Linked DNA regions of Mus musculus: region 1 is linked to region 2. Evidence: chromatin loops called from intact Hi-C (ENCODE). Cell type or tissue: left cerebral cortex. All regions are shown on one strand. Each heading gives the region's core, and the rest is flanking DNA. Links, peaks and the distances in the headings are about the cores only. Region 1 holds the start of ccdc198 (coiled-coil domain containing 198). Region 2 has its middle 14 kb from the start of Slc35f4.

Region 1 (15,701 bases), core at 2,828-10,827, 300 kb before region 2:
GCATGGATCATGAGGGCCTCCCCAGTAAAGATGGTGGCTGCAGCAGGAGCCAGTTGGAAAAGGCAGTGGTGCTAGACTCACTGTTGACATTCTTGGGGACCCAAGAAGGCTGAACTGCTTGGCCAAGGGTGCTTTGAGGGATAAGGGTCTGATAAGTATTTGTCCTGTGAGTACAGACGTCACGGATCTGTAAGAGCCTCCCCGTCTCTGGTAGTAAGATGATTCTATGAGCCTGTCTTAGGGTTTCAGGAGTGCCTTTGAAGCACTTAGCACCTACAAGAAGAGAGAAGCCTGAATGGAGAGCTTAAGCTTTTATCTTTTCCTCCCAGAGATGCAAAATACAATGCAATGTACACTCTCAGATGTCACATAGCCCCCCAGCAGTAGGTATTTGCTGTCCCCTAACTCTTCTTCCCCTGCCCATCATGGATGTTTATTTGATAAAGTTTAAAACATGCTTGCATCTCAGTGTGTAAAATATGGAGGTGGGGGCAGGGTGGGGGCTTGAGTTCAAGTTTGACCCTGTCTCAAAACAACACTAGGGAGCCAATGATGTAGCTAGGCTGGCAGACAATTTGCCTGCTATATATAGAGTCCTAGGTTTAACACCCAGCGTGGCATAAACAAGCCAGGGAGAGTGGTGCAATACAGTGCTTGGGAGGTGGAGACAGGAGGATCAGAATTCTGTTCAAGGTCATCTTTGACTACATAGTGAGCCTAGCCTGGACTACATGGAAATCTGTCTTAAAACAACTAAACTCCCAAAACAAAACAAAACAAAACAAAACAAAAACACCCCGTGAAATGTTTTACTAAAGAAATGGCTCACCTGGATCTCTGTTTATGTTTTCATTAGGCAGTATGGTGAGAATGTCATAGCCGTTGCTCCTTGGCTTGCTCTGGGCGATTTTATTGCCATTATGGTCCTTCAGCTTTTGCATATCAAGCATCGCCTTACTCAGAAGACTCTTCCTCAACTCCATTTGGGCCTGAAATGATCAACTAGAAGTGGTTAGTGTCCCCCTAAACCGTCTTCCCCTGCCTGAACAGGTTAGCATCTCAGCAACATCAAAGGTGGACAGTTCACAGACCTGAACACCCGTGAACACAGTGGAGTGGTTTTCTTCCTGGGAACTTTATTCTCAGGCTTGTTAGGAGACAAGTGAGCATGCTCACTGTCTCAGAGAGGCATGGCCAATGGAAAGAGGAAGCCTGCTGGCCTCTGTCTGTAGATGTGGTGTTTGGAATTACAGAGGATAGAACCACAGGATGCTTCCTTAGAGAGCGGCGTTTAGGGTAGGACACTTGCAGAGCTGTACTGGAGAACGTATTCCAGTGTGTCTTCCTAAAATCTAGATTGGAAACATATCCCTACCCCAATCCTTATGCTGGTTTGTAGGTGGCTCACTTTCAGGATAGAGGAAAACTACTGTCACAGGAGGAGGCTAGTTCTCCCTAGAAAGAGCTAGAAAGGCTGCTTGCCTGCCTTGGCTTGCTCTTGCCCCCTGACCCCTCACTCTCAAGAACATTGTCACCTTCTGCGTTCCTTGCTTGTGCTGTGTTGTATCATCAGTGTCTCAGTCTTAGCTCTTTCCGCCTCTGGATCGACGAGCAGTATCTCTATTGTCTTTGTCAATTAACACATTTTGGTATTCTCTTATAGCAGCAGAAAAGGAAACAGGGTTTCACTCCGTAGCTCAGGCTGTCCTGAAACTTTCTATGTAACCCAGGCTGGCCTAGACCTTGTGGCACTCCTCCTGCACAGCCCCACAAGCATGGGGTACAAGCATGCTCAGTACCAAGTGTTTCTCTATAGAAAATTCTGCAGCATGGATTACAGGGAGAGGCCTGTGTATCAGACTATACACTGACTTCTTTTCCCTCTCTAAGTAAACCAAGAAACTAGTATTATTGATTTACCTTATTTTCTGGCTGCAACCAGAGGGTCCAAGGCAGCTTGTTTTAAAAAAGAAGACATAAGCTAGGCTTTGTGATTCATATCTTTAATCCCAACAATGAGGAAGCAGGAGGCTATCTTGGCCTACAGAGTGAGTTCCAGGTCAGCCAGAACTATGTAATGAGACCTTATGTCAAAAACAAAACAAAGAGACAAAGACAAAGGGACACCCAAGGGACCAGTGAGATGGCTCAGTGATTAAGGGAGCTTGCTGCCAAGTCTGACAATCTGAGTTCGAGACCCAGAACCCATATGGTGGAAGAAAATAAAACCTACTACAAAAAGTTGGCCTCTGGCCCCCAGACACGCACTGTAGCACATGTGTGTGCCCTGTGCTCCCACAAAATAAGGAAATAAATGTTTAGAACATTAAAAGAGATCAAGGCTGGGAGCAAAGGTCATCTTCCTGTTTCTTCCAGTTTGGGCAGTGGCAGCTTCTGCTCCAGTGCCGAGTAGAGATTGGCCTTGGTGGGACAGTGATGGTGCCCTCCATATTTGGTAAATGCGACCCTCTTCTCATTACCTCTTGTCTTTTATGGTTCATCTCTAGCATTTTCATCTTATGCAAATATTGTCTTTTCCCAGAAGTGTACATAGGAAGTTGAATTTTCTTCTCATTTTCCTGCTGTGAAAGATGACATGTTTATTAGTTTGGGGTCATTGTTGTTGACTGCCACAATCTACAGCCTTCAATCCTTCTTGGAGCAGGAGATCTTAATCCATTGTAATCCATGGTGTTCTCCTGTCATGATAAAGCTATACTGGTGTGTGTCCCTGACAAGTCCTTTGTATAGCTGTCTGAATGAAGTGGCAATCTGCTGTGTATCTAGTTGTATTTTAAAGGTTCTTGCAGAGTGTTGAAAGCCTGAATGTAAGGCCTTGACAATTTCATTTTGATAATCTCACTTCGACAATGTACCATTTCTCCCCCAACAGATGCTTGTAATATCTCTCTAGAAGAGTGGCTGGGTTTGATGAGACCTTCCTTCCCTTTCTCTTCCTGTGTCTTCTACCATTGAATGGACAGCTGTGACGTGAGAAGAGCACCCCCTAGTGGCCCTGTGGAACTTATTTCTCTACAGTTTGTTTTCATATTCTAATATAAGTACAGGGAGCACAGCAGTTAAGGGAGGCTTTGAAATGACTACTGATGAGTCTGCTGCTCTCCCTTTAGTTTGTCATGAAATTCAGTGGCAGAGGTGGCTATTGAGGGTAAGCAGGGGTGAATGTATTTTCATTTGTCACCTACTGTTGCCCAGAGGTAAAGAACAGAACTGGCGACAACCCTTTGTGCTGCCCTGTGGACAGTGTGTTGCATGGTGCAGAAACATAGAGGGAGGCTGCCGCAGCTGCCAGCACGTTAAGCACGGACTTGAGGACCTGTAGCATGCGGGTGACCCTTAACCTCACCCAGCAGTGACTGGCTGGCTCCGGAATGAGTCAGGACAAGGTTTGAAAAGGACCCCTACAAACAGCTTTCGTTTTTTTACTCTGCAGGGCAAAGCTGACTGAAGCCCTTCCCTGAGGTTACATTTTGATAGAGGTTGGTGGCACAGAAGTCAGGAATAACTTCTGGAGAAGCTCTCCCTGGGTTTTGAGAGATCGTTTTTTTAAACCCAGGAGGAGTGAAGGGAAGAGCTGTGCTGGCTTCCCCCAGCACAGATGAAAACTTGTAGAACCACCAGTTTCCACGCAAGATTCCCTTTTCATCTACATGGCTCTCTTTTCTCCACAAAGCAGACGGAGCCTGGCCTCACCCGAGGGTGGAGGGCACTTGCCAGTTGCAAGCAGGCATAAGCAAGCACTGATGCTTTTCATTCTACCTGCCAAGGACTGAACAGTCTGCGTTGGCTTTGAACTCCTGTGTGAAGGGGAAACTTGAAAAGAGCGACTCTCCCAGTCTCACCCACTTCCCCCAGTCTACAACCGCCCCAGCTCACCTTTGTGTTGGACTTTGTTCTGCCTTCTTGATGGCACAGAAGCCTTTCAGAGGTAATTGCTTGTGGCAGGTCAATGGGTTCAAGCTTCTAGAAGTCCAAAATTTAGAGTGTTCAGCATCCCTCACACCATGAGACGATGAAACACAAAAGCAGGTACATTAAACTACCCGAGCATTGTGTGAAAGCGGCACTTCCTCCTGGGCACACACAGGGAAGGTCATACCCAGTGTCACCACTGTCGTCTGTGGGAAGGGCTTTTTGACCTACAGGGTTCTTTATTGTTCTAGCTCAGTGTCTTCAGTGAGTTATTAATCAAAATCTTGGTCAGGGATTGAGGGATCGTGTTTAAAGTTACCAAATAGCTGGGGTCTTAGACTAGTAGAGATGAAAGAGACTGGAGACACACCTGATCTTCCCTTAACCACCCAGTGCTGTCCCAGTCCTTAGGGAGGTCTCTGGGGGAAGTTCCTTCAGTAATCATGGGTGACAAGGCATGCTTAAGAGAAAAGTACAAACTGGGCTGGCAAGATGGTTCAGTGGTTAAGAGCACTGACTGCTCTTCTGAAGGTCCTGAGTTCAAATCCCAGCAACCACATGGTGGCTCACAACCATCCATAATGAGACCTGATGCCCTCTTCTGGAATGTCTGAAGACAGCTACAGTGTACTTACATATAATAAATAAATAAATCTTTAAAAAAAAGAGAGAAAAGTACAAACTGCTAACAAATGGTAGGGTCATTTTTTTTTTTTTTAAGCAGGGAGTAAGGTTTATGGAAGACATTTATTGGAGCTTAAAAGGTTCACTGAAACTGAGCAGGAGTTTATCCGTGGGCCTGTCTAAGTTTCTCCTTGCCCCCAGTGTGTGTGTGTGTGTGTGTGTGTGTGTATACGTGTGCGCACACACACATCACTGCATATACCTGTAGAGACTAAGGGTTGATGTCAGATGTTATTCTACAGCTCTCAACCTTACTTTTTGTTTTTGAGACAAGGTCTCTCACTGATCTTGTAACTGTTTCCACTAAATGGCTGGGCTGGGCACCCCTGGGAACATCTGTTTTTACACAAAGCCCCTCCAATCCCAGTCTGCTGGCTTTACAGATGTGCCTGTCATTACAGATGTGCCTGTCATCACTGAATTCTTTCAGACTGGGCTTTTTAGTTTTTCGGGTGTTGAGTAACCAGTCTGGTCCTCATCCCTGCACAGCAAGCACCTTATCCACTGAGCCATCGCCCCAGCCCACTGCCCAGCCTTCCTTCTCCACAAAAGAGTTTGGACTCTACAAAGTTGAGCATGGAAGACAAAGCTTGTCTCCTCACATCGACATGCAGAGGGTGTCTGCAGAGTTTATTCACTCAGGGAGACAGAGCTGAGCTCTTTGCATCCAGGAAGTCTCTGAGGTGAGAACGGTCTGCCTGCCCTAGTCTCAGCAGAGAAGCATCCTCAGCCGCCTTAGTCATAATCACTGGTGACTATTAGACACATTTCCCATGCGGTCGGACCTTGGAACTTAACCTAGTAAAGAAGCCATGAGCGGTGACTAAGAGAAGCTGTTTGTTCCCCCCACTCTTAGCATTTCAGGGCATGAAGATGCTAGTTCTGGATACAGCAGTTGATTGTGCCAGAATGCTGGAGGGAGAGACCAAGAGTGGGGGACCCTTCCAGACACCTGTGGGAAGAAGAATCTATGACAGCCAGGGGCTTGGTTAAATGGGAGAACAGAAAAGTTTGTGTCTCCTCTGCATGGGTGAGTCTTAAGGATGTGTCTATTCGTGAGACTGAATGGCTGTGTAGCCATCATTTCTTACTGTATGCACGAGGAAATGTACCATCATATGTCGTTCTTTGGAAGACCTTATAAATTCTAAGGGTCCCATTTTAGAAAGGCTGACGATTTGTCCAGGTTTGCCCAACTGGAAAGTGGCATCACTAGGACTCAAGCTCAGATGTGTACCATATATCAAACCATGTTCTTCACCTCATAGTTTGCTTCCTGGAAGGCTGATTCTCAGAATGCCCTTGCATTTCAAAACAAAGTCTCCAGGCACTTCACCGGGGCTGGAGATTTTCCAGGCTTGCGTTATGTCTTGTAAGTAGAAAGTTTTCAGAACTCCCCCAGAGATGCTGAAGATTTCTTTAAAGGTTGGGGTGTGGAATGATCCCACATTGCTACTAATGACTGAAGGAACCACATCCAAGGAGACTGTAGATGATCTGTGTGTATAGTGTGGACACTGAGTTGGAATAAACCAAAATATTTGGGTCATTTAAAAAAGTACTCTTTGGGCCAGGCTTCTGGTTTGATAGTATGGTTGTCTGAGCCCCTTTCCTTTGTCCTTAGCCGTCTATTTAGGTTCACATTTCTGATCAAGGCTAAATGGTAGCTATTGTTAAGAGCCCTCTAGGCATCTACTTTCTGAAAAAGGAACCTGAAGAACCACACGTTCTCTTTGCCAAGCCACTAGATGGCAGCAAGCGGCAGTGCCAACAAGCTTCCACCTGCACAGAACTATACAGGGAAGCAATACAGGGAAACAGTTGGGCAAACTGGCTTCATGTAAATATGCCAGCCCAGTGAATCCTGGACACACGCACATGCACACACACACACACGCACACACGCACACGCGCACGCGCACGCACACCTCCCTTCCCCTACAGAGGAAGGCAGTTGCTTCTCTTCATCCTTTGCAGAAGAATCACACCAGAAGGAGTTGTTTAGGGGAACGGTAGGGTGGTACTTTTTCATTTTTTTAACATTAGGAAATATATTTGCCTAAAGGTTTCTGAATGACCTGACTCGTCAACACATGATCAATATCATCAGCTGGAATATGTGCTAGGGCTTCGGGACCGGAGGATCAATCAACCAAGTACCACCAACCTCTGCACTTGGTGACAATCACTGACTTAGGAGAGGCTGGTTTTGTTTATTAAAAGACAAGGAAGGTGGGTCAGAGCAACTTCAAGAAAATGTAGCATGTGTTTGGCACAGTGACCTAACATGTCTCTTAAAATTCTGGGAAGTGAAGAAAGTGACACTATGCCAGCTTTAGGGAGATGATCATGGAGACAACTTAAGGCCCAAGAAGGATTTCTGATTTACAGTGCAGTTGTTTGTTCAGAGGAGCTATCCATGAAACCCCTGAACCCCACCCCACCCCCCAAAAAAGGTTTACATGACATGATTTGGCTTTAGTACAAGATAAATATTTCTCTAGATCAGAAAACAGAAATGCACATATTTGTGAGAAGCCGATCCATAAGACACTTAGGCCAGGTAAGAAGTTATTTATATTCAGGAAAGGAGATCGGGAAATGCTCCATAAAAGATCCAGGCTCACAATTTTAAATTAAGGCTCAGTTCTCTTTAATGCTGCTTATTATGGAAGAGCTACAGGGCTGAAGTTGAACAGAGCAGCAGAGCATGTTGTTTTAGCATGTAAGAGGCCATGTGTTCATTGCCCAGTACTGAAGTAAAATAAATGTATCTGGGGATGAGTAGGTGGCTCGGCAGATAACGCTCACCATCAAAGTGTGAGCCCTACTACTTGGGAGGTAGAAATGGGATGCCCAGGATAAATGGGCTAAACTTTGAATTGGTGAACTCCAGGTTCAGCCAGAGGCTCTGTGTAAGTAAATAAAGTAGAGGGTGATTAAAGAAGCTAGCTGACATCAGCTTCTAGCCAGCACACACACACACACACACACACACACACACACACACACACACACACACACACACACACACACACTGTAAACACATACTGAAAGCTGGAAGATTCATTTCACAGGACTTAGCATAAGATTAAATACAAAGAAGATAAGACCCCGCAACAATAAATTCAAAAGCTTGCTTTGGTGATTTCTAAGAAACACTCAGAAAGAATAAGATACTCAAACCAACCCAGACCTATTAATTAAGCTAGTAGGAAAAATTATCACTTTCCTTAAAAGTCCAAGAGTCTAAAAATGTTTTTTACTAAATGTTAGGGAACTAGAGCAATTCTGTGTTGCTATAATAAATGTTTTGGAAAAGAAGGGTGTGAAATCTCAATTTTCCAAGAATAATTCAATCTTGATGGCAAAGCTGATATAAAACTGTGTTGGAAAAGTGTAGGTCTGTCTCCTTCATTAAGGCAGATACACAGTCGAAGGAAATGCAGTTCAGCAATGTATGTGTGCACTTATCTCACGACCAAGTTGAGTTTATGCCAGAAACGCACCATGGCTCACCATTATAAACTCTAGACTGTATTAGCTGGAGAAAAGAAAACCCAGAGAATTGTTTATTTTTGTGTGGGTAGGCATTTCTCTGTGTGTGGGTATGTGTGATTGTTTTAATAGATGGGGAAAAAATCCGATAAAATTTAACACTAAAGGAAACCGATAAAACTTAGTCTAAAGGAAAACTCCTGAACTTGAACGACGTTGTGCCAGGTGGCCTTTCTTCCTACCGGCTTGACAGCAGTCTTCTGCCTGTCCCATGCAGCAGCTTCCCTGCCATCCTATTGGGTGCAGCCACTGAGGAGATGACAATGAGGTTAGGTATTTGGGCTATCGGGTGAACATGTCTCTCAGTGGAAGGCCACTCTTACCCTCAGTGCAGCTTCCTTTACCTGACTCTATCCTTCCAGGCTCTAGAAATCTCTCCCCTTGCCTTGGCCCAGAGCTGGTTACCTGTCTGCTGCCTCTAACACTTTCTGCACTATCTTTGACTGTTTCTCTTCTGTGCAAGGAGGGTTGCAAAAGAAAGTTCCCTGAATTACTAAAATCTCAGTGTGCCATCCATTTCCTTTGGGGGCTTTGGTGCCAGTGGGTATCAAAATCCTACTGCGTATATTATATATGTTCAGTATCCCTTACTTGAGTTTCTTGGGACCAGTAGTGTTTCAAATTTGGAATTTTATTTCTGCTTTTCAAATATTTGCATGTATATAATGAGATATCTTGGGATTGGGACTCAAGTCTGGACACAGTTTGTTTCATGTGTTTGCTAGGCACAGTAGCTGAAGGTAATTTTACACAATATTTTCAATGTTTCTGCTTTTTGGCTGCAGGTTTGGAATTTTTCCTCCCGTGGTAATGTCAGTGATCAGATAAAAAATGGATTTTGGAGCACTTTGGATTTCACATGTTAGAATTAGGGAATCTTAAGTATAGTATCAATATCTTAGTGTGTGTGGGGTGAGGATGGGGTCATGAGAGAGAAGGTCTGAGGGAATCAGGACTGTTGGGATGGGGGTTGCAATGGCTAATAGGTTGTTCAGGGTAGGCCTTATAAGGATGCTGAAATTTGAAAAAAAAAAAAAAAACAATCTCTGGAAATCAAAGAATTATCCTGCTAGACTACGTGAGTCAATATGCAGGGGTGGGGGTGTCGAAGATGTTAGTAAGAAGACAGTCCTGTTAGGCTGCCTGATTGGAGGAGAAGATGGGCAGGATAGAGGGGGTGCTGCTGATCAGTTCTCCTACATGGGTTGGGGACATTACTGATTAAGAGCCCCCAAGCAGAGAAGCTTGGTTCTCACCTCCAGGAAGAGTGCTCCTTAGTTCTCACCTCCAGGAAGAGGTGCTCCTTAAGGAGTAGAGAGGTCCCGGAAGTGGAGGTTGCCAAATACCCAACTCAAATTATTTAGGATGCAATTAGGTTTGGTTTAATAATTAAAAATACTTTTAGAATTTTCTTTGGCAGAGATCAGGCTATTAATTAGCATGTCATGGGAACCCAGCATTTATTATTCTCTCAAAAACCCATTTGTGGTGAAAAATGTGCTGAGCCTCATTTGTGAAGATAATTATAGATGATATCTTTAGGAGTGTCTGCCAAGTTCCTAGTGATTTCCCTTTTATCTGGGAGCTGACTCCAGAGCCTACAGGGTGCCTCCTCTGCCCACGTCTTTCTAGCACAAGCCTGTCCTCTGCTCCCAGCTCATTGGATCAGAGCTAGGATCACAAGTAAAGCTGAGCCAGTAAGACCTTTCCCCCACAGGAATTTGGAATACTGGCCATGGTCAGGCAACTCTGTACATTTGATTAGATGTTTAAGATTCAAGTTTAGGGTGGCCCTGAGACACAGAAAACACTGATTCTTTGAGGGAAATGAATGCAGGGTTATAGTACAGAACTAAGGTGAGCTGTATAGAATTTTGCCTTTCAGAAGTTTGCTAAGTCTAATGTCTCCCAGATCTTGGGTTCAACAAAATATCCCCGTATCCTTATAACTAAGCACATTGATATCTTTGTACACTTGGCATGTTTTCCTTCCACCATGGATGAATCTCCTTTCATTTATTCATTCATTCACTACTAAACTTTTGTGTGGCATAGATTGTCAGTGGCTGAATACATAACACTGAGTAAAGAAAGAATAGTCTTTGTGCTCAGATAATGAGTCTTGATTCTTTGATCTTAAGGTGGTTTGCTAGTTTGTGGGGTACAGTGTCAGACTCGGAAATATCCACACCCTCTTTTTGAATTTGAAGGAATCAAAACCTAATTTTAGCTTATTTAGGATTGGCAAATATTAAAATTGTTCTGTGGTCTGGAGAGTACTACATAAATATATTTCTCTGGTTGTAGCGATTTCTTCTGTTTGAGTTAGCCGGTGTCAGAGATTCATAGGAACATATATTAAATACTCCCTTGAAAGGCCATATTTAGTTTAAGAATAAAGCCAGCTTTAGGTTTCTCTGCTAAGCTAGAGATATGCTCATATTTTTAAATTAGACCTTGATTCATTACATTTGCTGTTTACTTTTTTTGAACTAAATATTATCTTCCCACTTTCTAACATTTCTGGAAGAAATGCTCTTTTGGAACTAAAGGTAATAATCGCTTCAAGTAGTAATTTCGAGCTTCCAAAGAAGACAAGTACATAAGAACTGACTGAGACCTCAGTACTTAGCAGAGAGCTCCATTAGCCCCTGAACCAGTCTGGGCATCTGGCTGAACTGTGGAGCAGGTAGGGTTTGGCTGTGTCCTTGCTCTGCTCACAGAGAGCCCCATGCCTTCTGTTATCCAACACTCATTTTCAAGGACCCACTCTGAGCTCTTTCTCTTTTTACGATGAGCTGTCCTACTGGAATTTGTACCTCTCAAAAGGGAATCTATGACATCTTAAATCAAGGTAGATACATTACAATTTTTTTGCTCTGGTATCCCTTACTCCCCTATCCCTTTTCTTTTAGACAGTCATGCTGTAGCCCTGGCTGGCCTTGAACTTACAGAGATCTGCTTGCACCTGCCTCCTAAGGGCTAGGATTAAGGTGGTGCGCCACCATATCTGGCCCCAGTGTCTCTAACTTCAACATCTGCTTGTGACATCTAGGATGATTAAAGGATGGGACTAAGGGGAGATGGAGACAACTTACTCTGAAGGTTAGAAGTATCAGAGGTCTGGCTAATACCTTCTGTGACATTTGACAAGTTACTTCATTCTCTGAACCACATGTGGAAAACAAAGATGGTATTTTCTTTCTTATATTGGCCTAGAGAACTACCTGAATGACATAGATCAAGTTCCAATGTGGTGTTTGACTGGAATAGTATTAGTAGTTGTCATTTTCAAATACTCAGTCAACCAAGTGCTAGATTCAGGTCCTTTAAATCTCTAGCCTATTTCCTTGTTAACAACTTTTTTTTGGAGTGGGGTTGGGTTGTGAGTCTCAAAAGTGACATCACTGCTAAAGGAAATTCTAATACTATGGCCTTTGCAACTGTCAAGATTCTTTGTAACTGCATCTCATTAACAAGGTATTTAAGGTTCTTTTATAATTATGGATGAAAAGGGGTATAAGTATTAAAGCAAAGACATTCCTTAAGAAGACTTTTAAATTCATCTTACTTGAATTCTTCGGGGTGGATGCCTTTTGATAATACTTGTTTCTTCATGTTTCAGTGGGATGTCAAGATACATGGCCCTGGATACTGGAAAGATTGGACGGGGCAATAATAAACCATTAAAAGCAATTTATTGTCAAGTTAGGCATACAGGCTGATCATCGTTCAGTAGTCATCATCTATACAATTTGCATCTTTCAATTATACATGCCTAACTCTCTGGTTAAATGCAGAGATGAGACATACAGAGCAGGGCCCCTACATGAATGCAAGTGATAACATTTTAGTCTGATTTATTCTTTCCATAGCCCCCTAGGCTAACAAAAATGCAAAATTAGCTATGTACTGATCACGGGTATTACTCAAACACAACATTTAGCCTGGAACATAGAAACTTACCGACTAGTCTGTACTGGAAATGAAATCCAGGGTCTCACGTGTACTAGGCAAGTGCTCTGTCTCTGAGCTCTGTCTCTGGCTCACTAGTTCAATACCAAGAAATTTCCCCCCAAATAAAGGGAAGGAGAGTTCATTTGTGTTATTGATGCAGAATGTGAAGAAGAGAAAAGATGACACAAGTATATGGAATATGTACCAGATAACACATTTAAACATGAATTTCTCATTCCAAGTTAGCATATCTGTTTTAATTATCTTTATGGTCACCAGGAAACATTTTACATGTCATAATAAATACCTAAGAACAACTTGCAGCCATTTCAGGCCCAGAGTTTCCCTATAATTGTGGGGAAAAGTTTCTTAATTCTGTGATGACCATAAAAACATGGGGTTCAGGAAGGGTAATTCACCTACTGTCCCTTATGTAGTAAATTGATACTGATTGGGTTGGTTTCAAAATTCAAATTGGAGAGGTCTATTCCTATAGGGCTACTCTCAAAACTACAAAGCCTGATGCATTAAGTCCCCCTGGAGACAATGACTTAAATTTAGAATCCAACTGGAGCACAACTGCCACCATTTAGCACATCAGTGGCTTTGTAATTTCTGTGGTCTTTGCAACTGTCAACATTCTTTGTGACTGCATAAGGAGGTGGGCATAAACATTGAAATCAGAACAGACTCAAGTGAGACCGGATGGTGTTCCCTTCTTATATAGAAGTACTTTATCCACAATTGATACAAGCAATCAAATGTAACAGAAGACATTCATCTGACAAACATTCAGTTCTCACTGAAAAATATTCTCCTATATTTCAATATTCTAGACTTCTGGAGATCATGGAGATAGTCATGTAAATGTACCACAGCCCTCCCAAGTCCCAGACATGCAACTCTTATGTTTGGTTTTGCCATACCTGCCGGGAGTCTTCCATACCAAGTTTCTCGAAGCGGTGGTAGCTGTCCTTCTCGAGTTCGATTCTGGTCCTGCAGTCTCGTGAATGAGCTTTCTTCTTCCAGGTTCCGATTCAATGCAAAGAACACAGGGCCAGTTGAGGGTGTCTCTGTTTCTTGGCTTTGTAAAGGTGTGACTTTGATCACCCGAGGGTGAGCCTTGGAGTGGCCCAGGCCCATGTTCCTTGAAGACATTGAGAAGAAAACCATGATGGAGAGGGTGAGGGCCTCTACAGAGCTCGATTTAGTTAAATGTTTTCAGGAGTTTACCTCGGCTTACCAAAGCAGGTGTTTCCTTCATGACATCTTCCCTGTTCTGTACCTCGACACTAACTACTCTGGCCACTTCCTGGGAGGTTGGTTTCCATGGAGACTTCCCTTCAACTTCTACTTTGCCATTCCAGAACTAAAGAATGCAGTTAAACATTGACTTGGTTATTCTACTCTCTGAAAAACTCAGTTACATGGAGAGAAGTTTCTATTGATCATTAAACAATTATCCAACCCCAGGCCATTACAAGACACACAGAGCAGGGTTGTAGAGAAGTCTTAGGAGCACCCTTTCATAGTAAACATGTTGGGGGAAGTACTAACAGCCCAGAAGAGCTAAATTGTTAGAAATGAGAGGACAGATGCTAATGAGTTAGGGCTTTGTTAATCTATAACTTTAATTAGAGGATATGTCTTCCAGTTAGGAGAAGAAGCAGGGGGTGGATAAGGCTTCACTTGATTTTTCTATCAGTGACTTGAGCTACCTTCGAAGGAAATGAATACATTGCAGGAGAACGAAAAGACAATAGGATGTTTTCTTCATCTCCCTGCTGGGAATGAAGGGACAAATTTCTTAAATAAGTGGTCCAAATAAAAACTGTTTTCAAACAGAGCCTATTTATTATGTTGTTTTACGTAGAAAAAGAAAATGGAGGGAAATGTGCCAATGGCTTGACCAGCGGCTTTTGAGTGATGGCTTTATGAGTGATTTTAATGTCAGACCTTTACTCAGAGTGGAACCCACGTTCAAGTTTGAGTTGTTCATGATCACAGATTACAGGTGCCTTTGGCATATCTCCATAGATGAATTAAAAAATATTTTCCATGGTGTGAAATCTATTTGCTAAAGGGCTAACATGGTGATTAGGAAGAGTCAATAGGAAATATCTAGCTTTAATTTTTTGCCGTTGTATCATTTAACTTTGAAAGGCTGCATCAATGTAGAAATGATTAAAGAAACAAAGCTGAGAGAGAGCTGGTCAGTTGTAGAAATGGTTAAAGAAACAAAGGTGCTACTTCCAAGCCTTGTGACTATTACAGGTCATTTAATGTCCTGATTTGCAAAGCGGGGTTACTAATAAGACTTCATGACGAATGAATCAATTAGTTCCATCTATAGCCCATAGAATAACAACTGGCATCGGCCTGTATGCTCACCTTTCTAGGCCGGTGTTGTCCACAAATGCAGAATAGTCCTTATTGCCTACAGGTTAGGCTCCTTTAAAACAGACACATTTCTGTCCATGAAGTTCATACCTAAGAATAGAAAAAAAAAAAAAAAAGAGAAAAAATTAGGGAAAATTCATTGATTTTTTTTTGACGAGAAAACAGCAATATTTAAAAACTATTATTTAAAGCCAAAAATGGTGGCACATGCCTTTAAATTTCAGATCAGAGGAGGCAGAGGAAGGCATTCTCTGTTAAGGTCTATATAGTAAGTTCTAGGACAGCTAAGGCTGCATAGTGTAACCTTGTCTTCAAAAAAATCTTATTATTATAAATACTTCATATGCATGATCTTATTAAAATAATAGTGGAAAAGGAAAATTGTTATTTACTTTCAGCTACAGAGTTAAATATAGGATGTAATTTCTTTTTTTAATATTCTGCCTTTTATTTTTTAATTTTTATTATTTTTTAAAAGATTTCTTTATTATTATATCTAAGTACATTGTAGCTATCTTCAGACACCCAGAAGAAGGCATCAGATCTCATTACAGGTGGTTGTGAGCTACCATGTGGTTGCTGGGATTTGAACTCAGAACCTTGGGAAGAGCAGTCAGTGCTCTTAACTGCCGAGCCATCTCTTCAGCACATATTCTGCTTTTTAATTAATTAATTAATTGACTAATTTATTTATTTTTAAATTTATTTACATTTCAAGTGTTATCCCCTTATCCGGTTTCCCCACTTCCTGGAAACTGCCATCCTATCCCTCCTCCCTTTGCTTCTATGAGAGTGTTCTTCCACCCACCCACCCACCCACTCTTGCTTCCCTGCCCTCAATTCCCCTACCCTGGGGCGTCTATCGAGCCTTCATAGGACCAAGGAAATCTCCTTCCATTGATGCCAGATAAGGTCATCCTCTGCTACATATGCCATTGGGACCATGTGTACTCCTTGGCTGGTGGTTTAGTCCCTGGGAGCTCTGGGGATCTGGTTGGTTGATATTATTCTTCCTATGGGGTTGAAACCCCCTTCAGCTCCTTCAGTCCTTTCTCTAACTCCTCCATTGGGGACCCTGAATTCAGTGCAGTGGGTGGCTGCAAGCATCCGACTTTGTATTTGTAAGGCTCTGGCAGGGCCTCTCAGGAGATAGCTATATTCTTTCTTTG
Region 2 (15,701 bases), core at 3,757-11,756:
TATCATGAATGGGTGCTGGATTTTGTCAAATGCTTTCTCAGCATCTAACGAGATGATCATGTGGTTTTTGTCTTTGAGTTTGTTTATATACTGGATTACGTTGATCGATTTCCTTATATTGAACCATCTCTGCATCCCAGGGATGAAACCTACTTGGTCAGGATGGATGATTGTTTTGATGTGTTCTTGGATTCAGTTAGCGAGAACTTTATTGAAGATTTTTGTATTGATATTCATAAGGGAAATTGGTCTTTAGTTCTCTGTCTTTGTTGGGTATTTTTGTGGTTTAGGTATCAGAGTAATTGTGGCTTAATAGAATGAGTTGGGTAGAGTACCTTCTGTTTTTATTTTGTGGAATAGTTTGTGAAGAACTGGGATTAGATCTTCTTTGAAGGTCTGATAGAACTCTGCATTAAACCCATCTGGTCCTGGGCTCTTTTTGGTTGGGAGACTATTAATGACTGCTTCTATTTCTTTAGGAGATATAAGACTGTTTAGATCATTAACCTCATCTTAATTTGACTTTGGTACCTGGTATCTGTCTAGAAACTTGTCCATTTCATGAAGGTTCTCCAGTTTTGTTGAGTATAGCCTTTTGTTGAAGGATCTGATGGTGTTTTGGAATTGTACTGGTTAGTTTTGTGTCAACTTGACACAGCTGGAGTTATCACAGAGAAAGGAGCTTCAGTTGAGGAAATGCCTCCATGAGATCCAACTGTAAGGCATTTTCTCAATTAGTGATCAAGGGGGAAAGGCCCCTTGTGGGTGGGACCATCCCTGGGCTGGTAGTCTTGGGTTCTATAAGAGAGCAGGCTGAGCAAGCCAGTGGAGGCAAGCCAGTAAAGAACATCCCTCCATGACCTCTGCATCAGCTCCTGCTCCCTGACCTGCTTGAGTTCCAGTCCTGACTTCCTTTGGTGATGAACAGCAGCATGGAAGTATAAGCCGAATAAACCCTTTCCTCCCCAACTTGCTTCTTGGTCATGATGTTTGTGCAGGAATAGAAACCCTGACTAAGACAAATTGGTACCAGGAGTGGGGTATTCCTGTGAAAACCTGACCATGTTTTGGGGAGGACTGTGGAAGGACTTTGAGACTTTGGGCTTGAAGAGCTATTCTTTGTTAAGAGCTCTGAGATGTTGTGTAGGAGCTTGGAAGATAATGTTGAGAACAGTGCAGAAGATGGAGGTCTGGCTTGTGAAATTTCAGAGGGAAAATTAAAGACTTTTCAGGGCCATTGTTGTTTTGATTGTGAAGATTCTGTAGTTCTGGTTAGCTGGGGCTGAAGAATCAGCTGTGATTAACAAGATACCAGAACTACTAAAGCAAAAACTTTGCATTACTGGGACCATTGATGCTGGTTAGCTGGAGCTAAGAAATTAGCGGTGATTAAGAAGAGACCAGCATTGTTGAGGTGACATCTTCTGGGAACTGTTTTCTGAAAGCACAAAGAGGCTGTGTTCCAGAGATAGCCAAGGTTGTACTCCTTTTGCAGCGGAACTTGGTAATGTGTAAGGGTCACCCAGGTGATACTGGTTTTGAAGGCATGAAGGGGTCACGAAGAGCAGCTGAGGCTTGACACTGTGAGAGGCCATGGAAGGCCATTGGTGAAGGTGCAGCCGCAGTTGCAATTGAAGGCCCAGGACTGAAGGGGTCATGCAGTGTTTTGGAGATGCCAGTACTATGAGATGACCACCAAGAGCAGCAGCAGCAGTGGAGTACAGGCATCTGGAGCCTAGGGCATGGCTGGAAAAGTGACCCAAGCCCTTGGAGGAGCCCAGAAGATCGTGAGTTGGATCCCAGACATTGGATGGTTGGAGATTGATTTTTGCTTTTGATTGTGACTGTGCCCTGATATTTTCCCTCTTGAAGGAAGAAACTCTTTTAGTGGTGCCCACAGTTAAGAGACTTTTAATTGTAAAAAGACTTTGAATTTTAAAAGAAATGGATATTTTAAAGAGATTGAAATTTTAAGAGTATGTAAAGACTGTGGGACTTTTAAAGTTATTTAGATCTTGGGGATGAATAAGAATGTAAGGGTTGAGGCTTACTAGTGATGTGTTTGTGTGTCAAGTTGACAAGGGGTCAATTGTACTGGTTAGTTTTGTGTCAACTTGACACAGCTGGAGTTATCACAGAGAAAAGAGCTTCAGTTGAGGAAATGCCTCCATGAGATCCAACTGTAAGGCATTTTCTCAATTAGTGATCAAAGGGGAAAGGCCCCTTGTGGGTGGGACCATCCCTGGGCTGGTAGTCTTGGGTTCTATAAGAGAGCAGGCTGAGCAAGCCAGTGGAGGCAAGCCAGTAAAGAACATCCCTCCATGACCTCAGCATCAGCTCCTGCTCCCTGACCTGCTTGAGTTCCTGTCCTGACTTCCTTTGGTGATGAACAGCAGCATGGAAGTATAAGCAGAACAAACCCTTTCCTCCCCAACTTGCTTCTTGGTCATGATGTTTGTGCAGGAATAGAAACCCTGACTAAGACAGGATTTCTTCAGGATCTGTTGTTATGTCTCCCTTTTCATTTCTGATTTTGTTATTTAGGATGCTTTCCCTGTGCCCTCTAGTGAGTCTGGCTAAGGGTTTATCTATCTTATTGATTTTCTCAAAGAACCAGCTCCTCATTTGGTTGATTTTTTGAATAGTTCTTCTTGTTTCCACTTGGTTGATTTTGCCCCTGAGTTTGATTATTTCCTGCCATCTACTCCTCTTAGGTGAATTTGCTTCCTTTTGTTCTAGAGCTTTTAGGTGTGTTGTCAAGCTGCTAGTGTGTGCTCTCTCTAGTTTCTTTTTGGAGGCACTCAGAGCTATGAGTTTTCCTCTTAGAAATGCTTTCATTGTGTCCCATAAGTTTGTGTATATTGTGGCTTCATTTTCATTAAACTCTAAAAAGTCCTTAATTTCTTTCTTTATTCCTTCCTTGACCAAGGTATCATTGAGAAGAGTGTTGTTCAGTTTCCACGTGAATGTTGGCTTTCTATTATTTATTTTGTTATTGAAGATCAGCCTTAATCCATGGTGATCTGTTAGGATGTATGGGACAATTTCAATATTTTTGTATCTGTTGAGACTTGTTTTGTGACCAATATGTGGTCAATTTTGGAGAAGGTACAATGAGGTGCTGAGAAGAAGGTATATCCTTTTGTTTTAGGATAAAATGTTCTGTAGATATCTGTTAAGTCCATTTGTTTCATAACTTCTGTTAGTTTCACTGTGTCCCTGTTTGTTTCTGTTTCCATGATCTGTCCTTTGGTGAAAGTGGTATGTTGAAGTCTCCCACTATTATTGTGTGAGGCTCAATGTGTGCATTGAGCTTTACTAAAGTTTCTTTAATGAATGTGGCTGCCCTTGTATTTGGAGCAGAATATTCAGAATTGAGAGTTCCTCTTGGAAGATTTTACCTTTGATGAGTATGAAGTGCCACTCCTTGTCTTTTTTGATGACTTTGGATTGGAAGTCGATTTTATTTGATATTAGAATGGCTACTCCAGCTTGTTTCCTCAGACCATTTGCTTGGAAAATAATTTTCCAGCCTTTCATTCTGAGTTAGTGTCTGTCTTTTTCCCTGAGATGGGTTTCCTGTAAGCGGCAAAAAGTTGGGTCCTGTTTGTGTAGCCAGTCTGTTAGTCTATGTCTTTTTCTTGGGGAGTTGAGTCCATTGATATTAAGAGATATTAAGGAAAAGTAATTGTTGCTTCCTATTATTTTTATTGTTAACGTTGGTATTCTGTTCTTGTGGCTGTCTTCGTTTAGATTAGTTGAAGGATTACTTCCTTGTTTTTTCTAGGACATGGTTTCCATACTTGTATTTTTTATTTTTCTGTGATTATCCTTTGATGGGCTGGATTCGTGGAAAGATAATGTGTGAATTTGTTTCGGTCGTGGAGTACTTTGGTTTCTCCATCTACAGTAATTGAAAGTTTGGCTGAGTATAGTAGCCTGGGCTGGCATTTGTGTTCTCTTAGTGTCTGTATAACATCTGATCAGGATTGTCTGGCTTTCATAGTCTCTTGTGAAAAATCTTGTGTAATTCTGATAGGCTTGCCTTTATATGTTACTTGACCTTTTTCCCTTACTGCTTTTAATATTCTTTCTTTATTTAGTGCATTTGTTGTTCTGATTATTATGTGTCGGGAGGAATTTCTTTTATGGTCCAGTCTATTTGGAGTTCTGTAGGCTTCTTGTATGTTCATGGGCATCTCTTTCTTTAGGTTTGGGAAGTTTTCTTCTATAATTTTGTTGAAGATATTTCCTGACCCTTTGAGTTGAAAATCTTCATTCTCATCTACTCCTATTATCTGTATGTTTGGTCTTCTCATTGTGTCCTGGATTTCCTGGATGTTTTGAGTTAGGATCTTTTTGCATTTTGTATTTTCTTTGATTGTTGTGCCCATGTTCTCTATGGAATCTGCACCTGAGATTCTCTCTTCCATTTCTTGTATTCTGTTGCTGATGCTCGCATCTATGGTTCCAGATTTCTTTCCTAGGGTTTCTATCTCCGGCGTTGCCTCACTTTGGGTTTTATTTATTGTGTCTACTTCCCTTTTTAGGTCTAGTATTTTTGTTCATTTCTATGATCTGTTTGGATGTGTTTTCCTGTTTTTCTATAAAGACTTGCAACTCTTTAGCAGTGTTCTCCTGTATTTCTTTAAGTGAGTTATTAAAGACCTTCTTGATGTCTTCTACCATCATCATGAGATATGCCTTTAAATCTGGGTCTAGGTTTTTGGGTGTGTTGGGGTGCCCTGGACTGGCTGAGGTGGGAGTACTGGGTTCTGATAATGGTGAGTGGTCTTGGTTTTTGTTAGTAAGATTCTTACGTTTGCCTTTCGCCATCTGGTAAACTCTGGAGTCAGTTGTTATAGTTGTCTCTGGTTAGAGCTTGTTTCTCTAGTGATTCTTTTATTCTCTACCAGCAGACCTGGAAGTCTAGCTCTCTTCTGAGTTCCAGTGGTCAAAGCACTCTCTGCAGGCAAGCTCTCCTCTTTTAGGGAACGTGCACAGATATCTGGTGTTCAGACTTGCCTCCTGGCAGAAGATGAAGGCCCGAAACAGGACCTGTCCCAGAATCTGTTAGCTTCTGTAGTCCACACTCTCACTTGTGCAGACTAGTCTTGGTGGAGTCTGGGAGCCAAGATGTCTCCTGCAGATATCAGGCAAAACCCTCCCAGGCTGGGTGGACACCTATCCACTGGCAGGGAAGGTGCCGGGATGTTTGGAGCCCGAAAGGGGGCTGCCTCAGAAGCTTTGTGGCTCCCACCTGTCCCAGAAGCTGTTAGTTTCTGTAGTCCACACACTCACCTGTGCAGAGTAGTCTCAGTGGAGTCTGGGATCCAAGATGTCTCCCACAGATGCTCAGGCAAAGCCCTCTCAGGCTGGGCAGACACGAATGTTAATGTTTTAAGAAATATCTGGCTTTCAGTCAGTCAGAAAAGACTCTTGGGAAGGAACCATCACGGCCTTCATACTTCACTTTCAAGAAAGCTGTTTTCAATATTTAGCTATTACATCATCAGTTGTTCCATTTGGAATGCTTAAATGGTCTTTTTAGTCTAATTTTAGGCAAAGGCAAGCATTTTTAAATTGACTTTTCAGTTGAAAGGTGTTGGGGATCCAGAAATCTGGGTGTTTGTGTGAGAAGTTGGGACAGAGTCTTTTCTTTGACCTAAGGTGGCAGAATTGTTCCAGGGAATATTTTCCACTCTCATCTCCTTGGGAATGCACTGAATTTCTCCAGAGTAATTTCAACAAATTGAAATTTAAAATATGTCTACATTTTCTCTGTCTGTCTGTCTGTCTGCCTGTGTTTGCTCTTCTGCTTTATCACCAGCTCCCTTCTCCTCTCTTTCAGTGATGTGGGACAATGATTTGACATAAAGATATTGGAGCCAGAACATCATGGGTCCTCTGTGATCTCATCATTCTCCAACAGGGCAACTCTGGTAAGTCACTTAAATTATATATGATTTCCATTTACTTACCTTTACAATAGGAACAGTTGCACTTTGTACATCCCTACATAGCAGCATCAGGCACATCATAATCTTCATAAATGGTAGGTCCCCATTTTCTTCTATCCATACCTACAGCCCTCTGAGTTATTCACTCTCCTCTTCTGCAAAATTGGCTCATTACCTCTACTTCACACTATTTCTGTAGCAGTGAAGTTGATAGTATATAAAAACGTGACAGAAGCCTGGCTCCAAGGAGATGCACAAGAAATATTAATGTTGTTCTTCCAACCTTACCCATGCTTCATTTATTATTTATTACTTAATTCATACTTTAGCACCCTTAGGAGTTTTTGTATGGCAGTTACTTTCACAGGTCACCTTCAATTCTTTGAACCATGACAGGAGTCATGGGAGGCAAGTCTTGTTTATCCAAGGAAAAGCTGAGCTTCAGAGGAGATGGAGTCATTAATACTGCAAATTCTTCCCTGAAGTGGAAATTTCTGGTTTCTTTGGAGACTCAGTTGTGTTATGTGATACTTTTTTTCTGGAAACTGTCCTATAAGAGGATGTTTCTGCTGAAGCAGACACTTGAGATGATGTTTTACTGAGAACAGACAGGTGGTATTTTTCTGGAAGCAGCGTGGAAAAAAAAAAGCATGTGATATTTTGCTAGAGCAGATGCTTCAGAGAACGTGTTTGGAAAGGATATAAGTATAACCCAACAGACAGTGGACGATATTATGTGGCATTGGTATGCCTTACATTTTGCTGGTCATCATTGGGCTTTGTTGATATGGGTATTTGCTGATGACCCTGTATAATATTGGTGCGCCTTGTCATTCTTTGCTGGTCAATGTTTGTCATGACTTTATAGAGAGAAAAGCCACCAAAGACCTTCTGGTGATATTCTGGTGGCTTCTTGTTGCTTCTTTGGACTCCAACAAATTGACAGAGTTTCTTCTGGATGGACCTGCCATTGCTGACTCATGAATAGTGTTGGTGAGTTGATCAAGCTACTGCTGCTGACTCCTGTGAACTGAACTGCTGATATCCTGACAACGAACTGCTGATCCTGACAAAGAAGATGGGAATTGCTCCAAAGAACTATTTCTAAACAGGGTCACATCCTTCTTTGCTTTATTCATCTCTCTTTTCTACTACCTCTGGTGGGTGGTAGGTTAGAAGGGAGGTTAAAGCACTTAATAACACTTGTTAAAAGTAGGTTTTGAAAAAAACCAAAGCCTACACTTCCCATCCTTTAAAGACCTATAAGGTCAGGAAGAATTGGCTTCAGGAAGAGATAGGGGCAAAGACTAGTGAAGCTCAGTTCTAAGAGGAAACTCCCATGACACTGTGAAAATGTGTCAAGGAAGCAGAGTATCCTTGAAAGATCTCTGTGGTGTTCTGTGGGATGCTGTGGCATTTCCACTGGGCTTCTCACCCTCAGCCATCTCTGATGCCTCCTAGCTTGTCCAGAGCAGCAGAGATTGAATGAACTAGATCCCTGCAGTGCACAGAGGACTGAAATCTTAAGCATCTCCCTGGAGTTTGTACCCTCCAAAGATGTTCCAGGACTGCCTAGCTCTGAAACAGGTGCCCTAATAATACTGAGATTACATTTTCTACTGTTTTTTTTTAAGCAGGAATGGGAAGTTGGAGTAAGATTTACAGTAATTTAAAGTGAATAAGAATTTTTCAAACCTTTTTGAACAGCTGTGTTGGTGGTTATATTCTCAAACTTGCTACATACTCATTTTACAAATAAGCTTTTCTGTAATTTAAATGTCCAAACATGCTCTACAAGGCACAGTCTCAAGTGTGCTTTGTATTATTTATCACATGAAGTTTAACATCACATTAGCTGTAAAAATGCCAACCCTACTGAAGTAGTCATTAGTACTATTTGCCAAGTATTTATCCTCCTCCCACACTTTAGCCATTGGATAGAATTGCACTTCCTGCCCCCTTGTGGCTGTGGGAAGCTATGTGACTGAGGCTGGTTGTGATCAAAAGAGATGTGTCATCTCTGCAGAAGGTGGTACAAACACTTAAAGCGTTTTCTTTCCCTGGCATTGTGACTGACCATCAATATTCAAGATGATTTCAACACTTAGATGGAATGTTGTTAAAAAATTAAAAGGGAAAGGAATTTGAATCCCTTCTGTGAACCCTATATCTAATTTTAAATTATAATCTCTTTATTCCTTTGGGTTTTGGTTTGTTTTGTTTTCACTTCATTGGGAATTTGCTAAGAACTGGTCTAGACTTCTTTTTGTAGTCCTGATCAGCCCACTTATTCATAATCTTCATGCTTCAGCCTTCTGAGTGTTGGGATTACAGGCATACACCATCACACAAACTCCTCTTTTCCTAAGACATACTATACCTATTTAAGAATCATCCCTTCTTAAATTAATTCATCAGTAAACCATACAAAAGACAAATGTATATTGTTAGGATGAAACATCATAATTGGAACAGAAATCATAGAGAATAGAATGTTTAAAACTCATTAGAATACATCAGTAAGACAGAAATTCTACAACGTGTGCTCAATAAACCAACATTTGGAACATTAACTACTATTAAAAGAAATTTCAAGAAAGACCTGACTTTTGTGTCAAGAACTATTAATTTTTAGAAAATATATTCACAAGGTTTTATTTCATCATTAACTTCAATGTCTGTAATATTTGTCTAAAATGTTCTTTAACCATCATGAGATAATACAGAAGTGGAACACTGGGAAGTTCTCTTTCTTTCTCTGGCTACCAGATGATGCTGAAAGAGACTCCTGACAAATCAGAGACAGCTAGCTCTCAACGGAGGCATGGAAAGAGTTGGGCCAAATGTCTTCCATACTTTAGTTCTGTCTCTTAACCTTTGGAATGAGCAGCTCTGCATGGGTTTCTATGGGCTTTAGAAAAACAAGAGGCTGACAGCCAGAGGCTCCGTTGTTGATGCTGACATAAAAGTGTTACTCCTTGATTCAGAATTTGTAACCTAAAAGTTCAGGGCAGATGTAGCACTAGACCAAACTATAAGACCAGGAGATCAGAGCTGGTGCATATAGTCTTCTCCATTCTATTATTAATAGCTTGCCTTGAGGAATCAGTTATGCAGTCTCTTGTCCACAAAACCAAGCAATCAGTTTACTGTTCAGTTTGGATGTTAAATATTGCTCAATAAAATAACATGTACCCTACAAGAGCATGCTCTAGTATAGAAATCCCTACTGCTTTCTCTAGCTCTACTTTCTACAGAACACAAATGAAGACACTAATTTTTCAGGCTCTAATCATTCATTCCGGATTCTGAGTTGGAAACTAAGTGGAAAAATTGTGGTCATGTTGACAATGGGTATCATCTCAATGGCGTAAACTGTGAAAACATCTACTTTAATATGTCCATGGTTGAAATCATAGATGTAGTATTTTCCTGGTACTTATATAATCATAGCATGTAATCTGGTATATCCCCAAGGCTACCCAATAGCTATATCTAAAGGATGGAGGTCATATACACCATTGTCTAGTTAGGCCTTCATGTAGTGCCTTGTGGAAACCAAATCTCTCCCGAATTACAAGAAGAAAGGAAAGAGCCTAACCTAAAATTTAAAGTTCCCACAAGTTCTATCTTCCTGTGACCATTGAGAAACATTGCTGAGAACAAAGAGAAAATAAAATCAACTCAAATGCCAAGATATAGGAACATGGTTTAGCAAATCACAGTGAATCCTTTGTCTAGAATATTCTGAAAAACTTAATAACAACAAAGACCATGGAGCAGTTGGAAAAAATCTCAAGATTATTAATATGCTTCAAAATATTCTAATATATGATTTACTCATATAATTCATATTATAATGAACAGTTACACATACAACAAGCCAAAATAATGGTTTCCCAAGTCTGTTCTCCAGCATTTTATGTGTACTGCACCATCATGTGCTGCTATATGCTGGCTGTATGTTAATCTCTTCAATAATTGCAATTATCCTCATTCCAGCAAATGTCATGAGGTCTGACTAAAGGTCTCTAATTCTTCTATCTCTCCATGTTCTCATAAATAATAACTCAGAGCTTCATGACAACAAGTACATAGAAGCTTTTACAAATCCCAAAGAAGCCTTAAAATCCACAGATTCTTAAACAAATAAGGTACTCCAGTTTATACAGCAGCTCAGCTTCAACTATCAGTTTATTCTATGCAATAGAACCAAATGAAAAGAACAGCTGTGCTTGGGGGCCAGAAAGATGGCTCAGCAGTTAAGAGCACTGACTGCTCTTCCAGAGGTCCTGGGTTCACTTTTCAACAACCACATGGTGGCTCACAACCATCTGTTATGGGATCCAATGCCCTCTTCTGGTATGTCTGAAGACAGCTACAATGTACTTATATACATAAAGTAAATAAATAAATCTTTAAAAAAAAACCCAGCTGTGCTTGAGTGTTCCATACCTGCATAGATTTCAAGTTAAATTGAAACTCAAGATGTCTACTCCCCAGTCAGTCTATGTGAGTTGTATTTCTGCTGTGACTTAAACTTGCTAGGTTAACCAACTTGGCATCCAGTCATGCTGAAATGATGCTCTTCATCCTTTGGAGATGTAGTGTAGAAATAAAGAAAGCTAATATTTGGAAATGCATAGAGATATTCATCTTTTTATGTTTGTGGATGACATTTTCAGTATTTATTGTTAGAGTTAATACAGGCTCAATTTGACAAATTTCTTGGGATGCATAATTAGTTAAGTGATTTGGATTTCATCCTTTCCATATAATCTTTTGCTATCATGTGCAGGATACTTGTTCACCAATGTTTTCCTTGACTTAGGAGAAAACAAAATCATCAGCTGAGCATCCAGAAGAGAGAAAGTCCATGAGTGAGTGAATATTATTCTTTTCATCTTTTCTCTAACCCCCTTCTTTCCTTAATCCTGCAGGCTAGTAGGACTTTCTTATCACTGTGGTATCAACATTGTATTCCCATTCTCCAGCTTTTACTGCATACCAAACCTTGGTGACTTTATTGGCAACTTAAAACTATTGGTCAGTTGGTGACTCCAGGCTTGCTGATCTTGGTTTGGCTCACACAGGCACTGGTGTTAGCAAGTGGCCAGTTGAGAATTCATCTACTTCTTCAAAGTGTGCATAATTGAATATTAGTCTCCCAGCTTTGTGTTTTCATGAACAAGCTGGAATAACTTCCCATGTTGTAAAACAATGCACACTAGAAGACATGTGAGAGAAACCCAGTTCTCTGGTGACCCACAGGCTGGCAGGCAGAATCAATCTCTCTACCTTTCTAGTCTGTTCTTGCCTGGTAGTTTGATCAACAGAACAGTATTATGCAATATATTATAAATCCTTCTGGTTGATTGAATTGCTGCAAAGAAATAGGGCCATATCCAGATTCCATGACATCTAGCCATTGCAACTTAGAATCAGTTTTGCTACGAAGACTCATCAGTTTTGTGTTTTCTTTTTCTGTTCAATTTTTTTCATTTTGTTTTGTTTTTGCTTTCATTGTTGTTGTTTTGCTGTGCTTTTTATTTTCTTAGAATGTGATCTTTAGTAGAATTCCTTGATTCTAGATCAGCCCAAGTAATCTGACAGTGGTGAGTTAATTAAAGACCAATTTTATTAGCCAGAATTTTGAATTGAAAGGTTACCTGAAACAGTGATATAAGATCTGAATAGAAACAGAAGCCTTTTGCATGACATGTAATTACAAAGTCCCTGACTTCAAAATGGGGGTTTAAATGTCCAACACTCATATAGGCTGGGCCTACATAACATAGGCACAATCAGATGCCTAACAAGAAGACTAGGAATTTTGACTAAATGGGGCTGTTATGTCAGCCATGATTTTAGGACAGTCTTTGGTTACTGGTTGTGGGAAAATTTATTATAACCAGTAGCAAAGATCTGAAGACCACCCCTCCCCACCACATGTACTTATTTCTCATTTCTTAGAAGCACAAATACATTTTTAAAACCCATACTTCTTTTCTATAATTACAGACCCTGGCTGTTACAAGACAAAAAGAAAAAAAAAAGAGGGAGGAAATTATTTCTATGACTCAGAAAACTACTAACCCAATATAACCACATTTATATTTTTAAAATACCAATTTTAACAAAATACTCAAATATTCTAACATAAGAAAAACGTTAAAATGCTAGGTGAAAATAAATTACTATTTCAAAATCAGAAAACAGCTAGCTACTTCCAAAGTTATGATTAAATTATAACCCTAACAGAGGAAAACTGAGAAATACCTGTTTTTCCTTATTAAAGGAAGTGGAGCTTTTGCATTAAAAATTTTCAGCCATCCAACACTATGAGCTAACCTGAACCCCTGGGAACTCCCAGGGACTAAGCCACCAATCAAAGAGCATACAAAGAGCATGGGCTGGACCATGGCTCCTGACACATATGTATCAGAGGACTGCCTTGTCTGGCCTAATGGGAAGAGAATAAACCTAATCCTGTAGAGACTTGATGCCCCAGGGAAGGGGGATTCAAGAGGGAGTGAGGTGGGAGAGAGGGTGCGTGGGTAAGGGAGTACCCTCTCAGAGGCAAAGGGGATGAGGTGAAGAACTTTTAGAGGAGGGACCAGGAAGAAGGGAAATATTTGGAATTTATATAAATAAAATGATTTAAAATTTTTTCAGCCACATTTTTGACACACACGTGCATACACATATTTTCAATATTAACTGCCCACAGAGGCCAGAGAGGTTTATATCAATTACATTATATTCAGTTTCATCCCAGAAAGGAGTTAAAGTACAAGTTTTGAAACAATAATAATAATAACAAGGAAGTAAATGACTGGAAAGAATGTAAAATTCAAAGTAGAAGCCAGTAAACAAAACCAGAAAGAAGTCAACGGTGTCAAGCATGCCAACATATTTTGTTAGAAGCAACAATCATTTGTTTTAAGGCTTGCTTCCTAGACACCAAAGCACACTTTCTGCTTGTGGTTTCAAATACATACTGGTCAGAAGTTGATCATCAGGAGAAGAAAAAAAAATCATTTTTGATGAGAACACTGAGAGCAAGTTTTCACAGATCTGCCCCTAAAGAGAATCCCATTCGGTGTTCCAAACAGGACCCTGAAAAATAGGCCCCAGAAAATGGAGACTCCAGTAGGTCTGGTAGGACCATGACAAAGTACTGTGGGTACACATTGACAGTGTTCTTTATACATAGGCCCTACTAATCCCAAACCAAAGACAGGAGATAAGTGGATTACTTAACCTTCAGGTGATCTCCGCAAACATGGAGTGGTTCAAAAAGAGAAACATAAAAGCCATTCCCTACAGGTTTTTCTCTTATTTCTCAGTGTCATTAGACAAGGTTAGGTGACCTTCCTCCTAGTGTGGATTACTACCACAGCCTTCTGATTGGCTTTCTACTATTTTAGTGCCCCCCCCTTTAAATCATAATTTGTTTTCTCTAAAATAAAGCTATGTTTAAGTACCTGAATGGCCCAATGAAACTCTCAGAGTGAATCCTATCCTCCTAAAATTGGCTGCATGCTTTGGGCCTCCATCTACCTGTTTGTTCTCCACTCAGGGATAGTTCTCAGCCCATCTTTCTGAATGGACTTCTTTGAGGCCCCAAGAAGCTCATGCTTTCTTGCCCCTCAGGATTTTGTATGTGCTTTTCCCTCTGTCTTAAACACTCCTCAGCCATTTGACCTCTCCCATTGACTGGAGCTTTCTTTTCCCAATCCAGCACAGAAAGTGTTTCTTCAACAAAGGCCTCTTTGCCTGTTGATCTCCCTCTGTAGACCATAAACACTGCCTGCAGAGCACCTCAATCTCTTTCTTGATCATTTTAATACTAACCAGTACAATGCCAGAGGTGTTTAGTAGATATTTTCATATTTATTTATTAATTAGTCAATACTAGTTATCACAGAAAACTCTTTAGAACTAAATAGTCTGTGTTACTCCTTAAAGGAAGATCAATTGACTCCTTTAAGAATACACAAAGATTTTTTTTATAATGCTAAGAACACTGGAAAACCAGCTCAATGACATAAACTGAAACATGTATACTACTTCTGCTATTTCCACAAATGCAGGACTGAGATTTTCTTGTAAAAGAAGCTGTAAGCCAACAAGGACATATCCTAAGGCTCTGCTCTGTGTAGTCTAAAGCATGTACTATAAAAGCAATGCTTTTGGTCTTGATGAGTGAGTTTCTTAAACATATATCAAGCCAAAGTAAAAGAAGAAAGAGTGGTGGATACATATGAGGACAGACAGGCAAACACCATCAAATTAGGTATTCAACATATTCATCAGAAATCATCAGGAAAGTTCCATTGATGTAGTCAGCTGGTGTTTGCAATGGAGAGAGTCCTAGACAGAGGATAGTAACTCTTCAGGTGAGACATTCAAGTAAAAGAACAAATGCTAGCAGACAGAGATAAATATCAAACTGTGCACTCACAATATCTCATAGACACCAACTGGGGAAATGAAGCAGTCAGCTGGGGTTATCAACTGAGCTTTCACTCTCCATGGATAAACCTCCCATGCAGGCATTTTAATATTTGGGAGACAATAGCAACCTCTATTGGAAATGATTTGCCTTCCAGCTATCGTCTAGGACATGATGTTTTTATTCTTGGGATATTTTGCTGTTGTCTTCCCTTCTTGTCACAGAGTTAAGGGGACAGTCCACTGCAGAAAAGGGGCCTTGGAAGACACTTTGAGGTAGACAACTCTAGTTCCAGAGGTAGCTTCTCAGGGAGTTCAAGTAGCACGTGATAATGTACCAATACAATGCATATTACAACCCCCATATGTTACACTCTCAGCTCTCACTGCCATATCAAACTACAGATATCATCTTTTACCCAACCAAGCACTCAACAGCTAAGCTGGCTAGTACTGCAGGTTGTTCTTGAACTCTAGATTGAACTCTGTTCTCTTGGTATTTCACATTTCATGGATCTCTCCCAATGTCACTATTATTCTCCCCCAGGAAGACCTCTTTCAAGTCATAATTGTACCAACACTTCTATTAAAATATTTCTCGAGTCCCCTGGTGGCACTGGGACCATCCCCCCAATCCTTTGCATTCCATAATGCTTGGTACCTCCTCTGGGGATTTCTTCTCCATTCTATTGCAATTGATATTCTCACATCTGTCTTCTCTAATGGAGATCAAGAGGTATAAAGGAAGGTGTAAGTCAGAATTCCTTTTGATGTCTCCATTATCAAATGTTGCACCCAGAAGAGAGTAAGTAGAGAGGGTAAGAAGAGGGAGAAAGTAGAGAGGGTGGGCAGGACAAGGAAAAGAGGAGTAAGATAATTCTGTCCTTGCAAATATTTTCAGGGTTTCATCGTTTTCTGAAAATTTCTTTCATTCTGTAATGTTAATAAAATGTAAATTTTCTCCTGGAATCTTAGGGGATAGAACAAAATAAACACTTAAAGCAATTTGTATGGTGTGTGCATGCAGTAGAAACCCAATAAATGCAGAGCAATGTGAATGTAGGACATGCCATATGTGGAAAAGAACTGAGGGAGTCAGGATATGAAGGGCATATGTCCATTGCCCCAGCTGTGTTGAGGCAGGGTGTACTGCTTCAAGAATGAAGTCACTATCATAGGAAATTCACTGTCTTCTCTGAAGAATTACCTGATGGTTTATTAGCCAATAATGTATGTTTTAAATGTATAAGTAGATACAGAATGTTGTTAATATTTCCATCAGCA

The links. Hi-C counts contacts between places; a loop is a spot of excess contacts. Peaks named below come from ENCODE experiments on the same cell type or tissue, not always from the same donor. Only the 100,000 strongest peaks of a DNase experiment are listed, where the experiment ranks them.
Region 1: it touches region 2 in a loop (4-fold over the local background); 22 of 42 quality-filtered maps call a loop at or near these places.

What each region holds. Positions count from the first base shown.
Region 1 is chr14:49,231,983-49,247,683 of GRCm38, forward strand. ccdc198 (coiled-coil domain containing 198) reads right to left here and starts at 13,446. Exons shown (of 7, transcript NM_025956.4): 1 at 13,376-13,446; 2 at 13,059-13,279; 3 at 11,747-11,829; 4 at 3,898-3,984; 5 at 2,481-2,582; 6 at 830-989. The coding sequence starts at 13,275. In left cerebral cortex, for the core only: CTCF peaks have their summits at 3,028 (motif pointing left) and 6,363 (motif pointing right); DNase peaks (open chromatin) are centred at 3,007, 6,380 and 9,758.
Region 2 is chr14:49,532,392-49,548,092 of GRCm38, forward strand. No RefSeq gene overlaps it. Among named protein-coding and RNA genes, the nearest start is that of Slc35f4, 14 kb to the left of the region's middle. In left cerebral cortex, for the core only: a CTCF peak has its summit at 7,920 (motif pointing left); a DNase peak (open chromatin) is centred at 7,923.